Regions from separate parts of the Homo sapiens genome. Here region 1 is linked to region 2. The links are chromatin loops, found by intact Hi-C in ENCODE. Cell type or tissue: IMR-90. All regions are shown on one strand. Region 1 overlaps LOC105378847 (a long non-coding RNA gene). Region 2 overlaps LRRC8D (leucine rich repeat containing 8 VRAC subunit D).

Region 1 (2,500 bases), 59 kb after region 2:
TGACAAGAGCAAAACTCCACCCCCGCCCCCCCACCAAAAAAGAAAAAAGGTAACTATTATTGCTTTTTAGAAAGTTAACTTTGTTGAAATATAGCTTATGTACAATAAACTGAAACCATGAACAGCTGTAGTTTGATGAGTTTTGACAAATGTATGCACTCATTTAACCTCTACTGCAGTCAAACTATAGAAAATTTCCATCACCTTAAAAAGTTCCCTCGTTCCCCTTTACAGTCAACATCACACCCATCCTCAGCCCCACGTAGCTGTTGCTCCACTTTGTGTTACTATAGGCTAGTTTACATTTTTGAGAATTTCATGTAAGAAAAATTATATAGTATGTGCTTTTTTGAGTTTGGCTTCTCTCACTCAGCTTAATGTTTTTCAGATTTGTCCATGCAGTTGCTTTTATCAATAGTTTTTTTTTTTTTTTTTTTTTTGACAAGGTCTCACTTTGTCACCCAGGCTGTAGTGCAGTGGCTCAACCTCCTGAACTCAAGCAATCATCTCACCTCAGCCTCCCGAGTAGTTGGGACTACAAGCTCGCCCATTAGGCCCAGCTAATTTTTTTGTTTTTTGTATCTTTTGTAGAGACTGGGTTTTACTATGTTGCCTGGGCTGGTCACGAACTCTTGAGCTCAAGCAATTGGCCTGCCTTAACCTACCAAAGTGCTGGGATTACCGGTGTGAACCACCGTGTAGGTCCGGTTCATTTCTTTTGAATGCTGCATAGTATTATCTTGTACAGATGAATCACTATTTATTTATCCATTCACTCATTGATGGATATGTATATTGTTTCCATTTTGGTAACATATAAAGTTGCTATGAACATTTGTGCAGAAGTCTTTATGTAGACATATGTGTTAATTTGTCTTCCCTATGAACTTTATAAGAAACTGACAAATTGTTTTCCAATGTGGTCGTACCATTTACATTCCTATCAGCAGTGTGTTAGAGTTCCAGCTATTATATATTTCTAGTTTTAGTCATTCTATTGGATGGATGGTAATATATGATTGTGGCTTTAGTTTGCATATCAATGATGACTAATGATGTTGAGTGTCTCTTCAAGAGCTTTTGACCATTGGTATGTCTTATTTTATGATGTATCTGTTCAAATATGTTGCCATTTAAAAACAGTAGGTTGTTGTCATCTTATTACTGAGTAGTAAGGGTTCTTTTTTGTCTTTTATATTTTCTTTTAATATTTGACTTTTATTAGTATGATTTTCTTTATTTTATTTATTTATTTATTTTTGAGACGGAGTTTCACTCTTTCGCCCAGGCTGGAGTGAAGTGGCACGATTTCGGCTCACGGCAACCTCTGCCCCTGGGTTCAAGCGATTCTCCTGCCTCAGCCCCCTGAGTAGCTGGGATTATAGGTGCACACCACCACGCCTGGTTAATTTTTGTATTTTTAGCAGAGACAGGGTTTCACCATGTTGGCCAGGCTGGTCTCGAACTCCTGACCTCAGGTGATCCACCAGCCTTGGCCTCCCAAACTGCTAGGATTACAGCTGTGAGCTACTGCGCCCGGCCCATATGATTTTCGTTTATAGTTTTTCTCCAGGTGGAAAGAGGTCTTTATATAATCTAGATACAAGTACCTTGTCAAATGAGTGCATTGCAAATGTTTTTCTCAATCTGTGGCTTGCCTCTTAATTTTCTTAACAATGTTTTCCAAAGAGCAACGTTTTCAATTTTAATAAGGTCCATGAATTATTTTTGGAAACATCTAAAAAAAAAAGAGAGAGAGCATGATAGGTTAAATTAGGTCAGTCTAGTTTTAATACTGAACTCATACAAAATTTCAATTCCTTGAAAATTGTCAACTATGTATTAATTAAAGTGTTGGATCAATCAAAACATGCCTTTTTCTTATTGCCTTTGATAACATAATTTGCTGTATTTATGTGTCCTCATGTAGTGACTCTGAAATTTAAATGCTATCTTAAACCTTTTTTTGTTTGTTTTAAGATGGAGTCTCACACTATTGCCTGGGCTGGAGTGCAGTGGTGCTATCTTGGCTCAGTGCAACCTCCGCCTCCCAGGTTCAAGCATTTCTCCTTGCCTCAGCCTCCCAAGTAGCTGGGATTACAGGTGCCTGCCACCATGCCCGACTAATTTTTTTGTATTTTTAGTAGAGATGGGGTTTCACTATGTTGGCCAGGCTGGTCTTGAACTCCTGACCTCATGATCCGCCCACCTTGGCCTCCCAAAGTGCTGGGATTACAGGCGTGAACCTCCAATATTAGCCTCTCAACGTGCTAAGATTACACCCAGCCTCCAATATTTTTTTAATGCCAATGTTTTATGCTATTAATAGATGTATAATAACCAGATAGTTCATCTTAACCACATTTTTTATTTTTAAATAGTTTTTATGTGGATATCTCATTATCCTTATCTAGGCATTCATTGATTTTGAGGGCAAACTATTTTGAGATTTTTAAAATATTTCATTTTAGCCTCAATAAGAATTTTCTCAATGTAGAGA
Region 2 (2,500 bases):
CATACTAACTTTGAGAACTTTTTGAGGGTTAGTGAGGTAAGCACCAGAGCAAGATACTCAGGTTCTTTTCCAGCAATCTGTACCAAACCAGGAATAAGGACTGACAGGCTCCCAGCTGTCTGTCACCAGAGCAGATATTTATGGGTTTATGATCAGAGGTTCTTTTGGTCCCAAAAAGTAACTGGAAAAGAATGTGGCAACTTCCTGGGACCATGGAAAGCTGCTTGGGTGTCAGGGATATGCTATGCCAGGTATATGCTAGAAGAAATACTATTAAATGTCAGTAAACTTAAAAGGAAAATGGTCAAGTTTAATCTAAGATGTCCATTTTGCAGATGGAAAGAAGCAGGGAATTTAAAAATGCAAGCAAAGCTCCCATTACAAATCCTACTAACTGTCTCATAAACTGGATGAAGTTAGGCGATAAAGTTGAACCAAATTCTTCACTCAGTTTGGGATGACTTTCTCTGGAGCCTTTATTAAGGTCTCTTAGCTGCCAGACTGTTTTAGGGACTAATGAAACTATTGTCATTATCCCTTGCTCTTTTTATGTTTCCTCTAAGTTGCTTTCTCAGTAAGGACAGCTTTTAATTTTTTAAAAAATTATTTCCCTTTTTAATCCCCAGAACCCTATAGCAAAAACTCCATAATTATTTGTTAAAGTTTCTAGTAGAGGGTACACTAAGTGGGGTCTATAGATACTGAAGCTCTTGTGAAATTCTGCTGGCCTGAGTTCATGATTTAAGGGAATGCTGGTGATAGCTTGTAGAAGAAACTGAGATTGTATGGAATAAAATGTGGAAGCCATTGATTTTAGAGCCTCTTTTTTATTGTTCTGTGAATAAAATCTCATTTGTAAGCCCTCAAATGTGGGCCTTGACTTTTAGAATTGAGAGCTAGAAGTAAAAACAAATTCACAGCAGTGTACTAACACATTTTTGTTAATTCCTAAGATATTTTGCTTTAGACCTATTAACATATTTAGAGTTATGTTCCTTAGTTCTGAGGCAAATTTGCTCTGTGAATAGCACTACACTAGGAAGAAATCCTAAAAGAGACATTAACATGTAATTTGTGTAAAGTTCTTTTTATATTTCACAAGTTATGAATTTTCTATAGTCCTTTTAAGTGTTAAATGGATTTATAAAAAGCTTTTGGTGGTTAGCAAAATGGGTGGTTTTTGCCTAATGTGAAATCTGAGATTGATAAGTTTTATATAAGGAGTGTTTTTTTAAATCTTGAGATTTTTTATGTAAAAAAATTGTTTCAGTTATTTTTGATATCTAAACCAAAATAGCATTAGAAAGGAGCTATTTTAAAAGTTTAATTTCTTATCATAATCTTTTAAGAGGGAGTGACACCAGTGACTTACGTTTCGTTTCTATATAGAATTATATCAGCTATAGAGTATATTGTATACTTGTAATACCCATAACTATTAACACTTAAATAATACAGTAATACAGAGGCCTATTGGGAAAAAAAAAAAAAAAAAAACTAAATCATTCCTTTTTCCCCTATTGCTTCTGAAGCATTTTTTATTTTCTTTAACTGTATAAATTTTTGATAACTGATTTGGGTGTGCTGTGTGAGTATCTGTGTGTACATACACATATGTGCTTACGTGTCTGTTGAGTGTTAGGGAAGGCTTGTTGTAGAGATGGTGTAGCTCATTATAAACTTTAGTTTGTTCTCATTTGATTTATTTCAATGAAAGATTTGAGAATTTGATCCTCGTAAGTCTCTTGCATGTTCTCCATTTGCCCAGGTTGACCAAGAGGGCTAACTTTTTTCCCTGCAGAAAGAAAGTGAAAGTTGATATTTGATTGGGTAGTTAATTCATGCCTACATGAAAAATTACAGGCCAGATGTGGTGGCTCATGCCTGTAATCCCAACACTTTGGGAGGCCAAGGCGGATGAATCACTTGAGTCCAGGAGTTCAAGACCAGCCTAGGCAACATGGTGAAACCCTGTCCCTACAAAAAATACAAAAAATTAGCTGGGCTACTCGGGAGGCTGAGGTAGGAGAATCACCTGAGCCCAGGAGGTCAAGGCTGCAGTGAGCCAAGATCACGCCACTGCACTCTAGCCTGGACAACTGGAGTGAGACCCTATTTCAAAAAAAACAACAAAAAAGAAAAACTAAGTATAATTGAGTGTTATATTGATTACATTAATCAAGCCATTTGCTTCTTTATACATTAAATTCTTATTTAAATAATATTTCAAAGCCATTTGGCTTCCTTCTTTTAATAGGGGTACTAAGACCTCCTAGTGCAGATAAACTTTTAAAGGTTTTTTTTGTTTGTTTGTTTTGTTTTGTTTTGTTTTGTTTTTTGAGAGAGAGAGAGTCTTGCTCTGTTGCCCAGGTTGGAGTGCAATGGCACAATCTCAGCTCACTACAACCTCCGCCTCCCAACTTCAAGCAATTCTTCTTCCTCAGCCTCCTGAGCAGCTGGGATTCCAGGCATCTGCCACCAAGCCCGGCTAATTTTTAAA

What was found. Peaks named below come from ENCODE experiments on the same cell type or tissue, not always from the same donor. Only the 100,000 strongest peaks of a DNase experiment are listed, where the experiment ranks them.
Region 1: it touches region 2 in a loop (8-fold over the local background); 4 of 110 quality-filtered maps call a loop at or near these places.

The regions. Positions count from the first base shown.
Region 1 is chr1:89,977,932-89,980,431 of GRCh38, forward strand. The region is part of intron 2 of LOC105378847 (a long non-coding RNA gene); the gene reads left to right. Among named protein-coding and RNA genes, the nearest start is that of ZNF326, 16 kb to the right of the region's middle. In IMR-90, no CTCF peak of the experiment used is centred here; a DNase peak (open chromatin) is centred at 1,010; H3K27ac peaks cover 207 bases.
Region 2 is chr1:89,919,220-89,921,719 of GRCh38, forward strand. The region is part of intron 2 of LRRC8D (leucine rich repeat containing 8 VRAC subunit D); the gene reads left to right. Among named protein-coding and RNA genes, the nearest start is that of ZNF326, 75 kb to the right of the region's middle. In IMR-90, no CTCF peak of the experiment used is centred here; no DNase peak of the experiment used is centred here.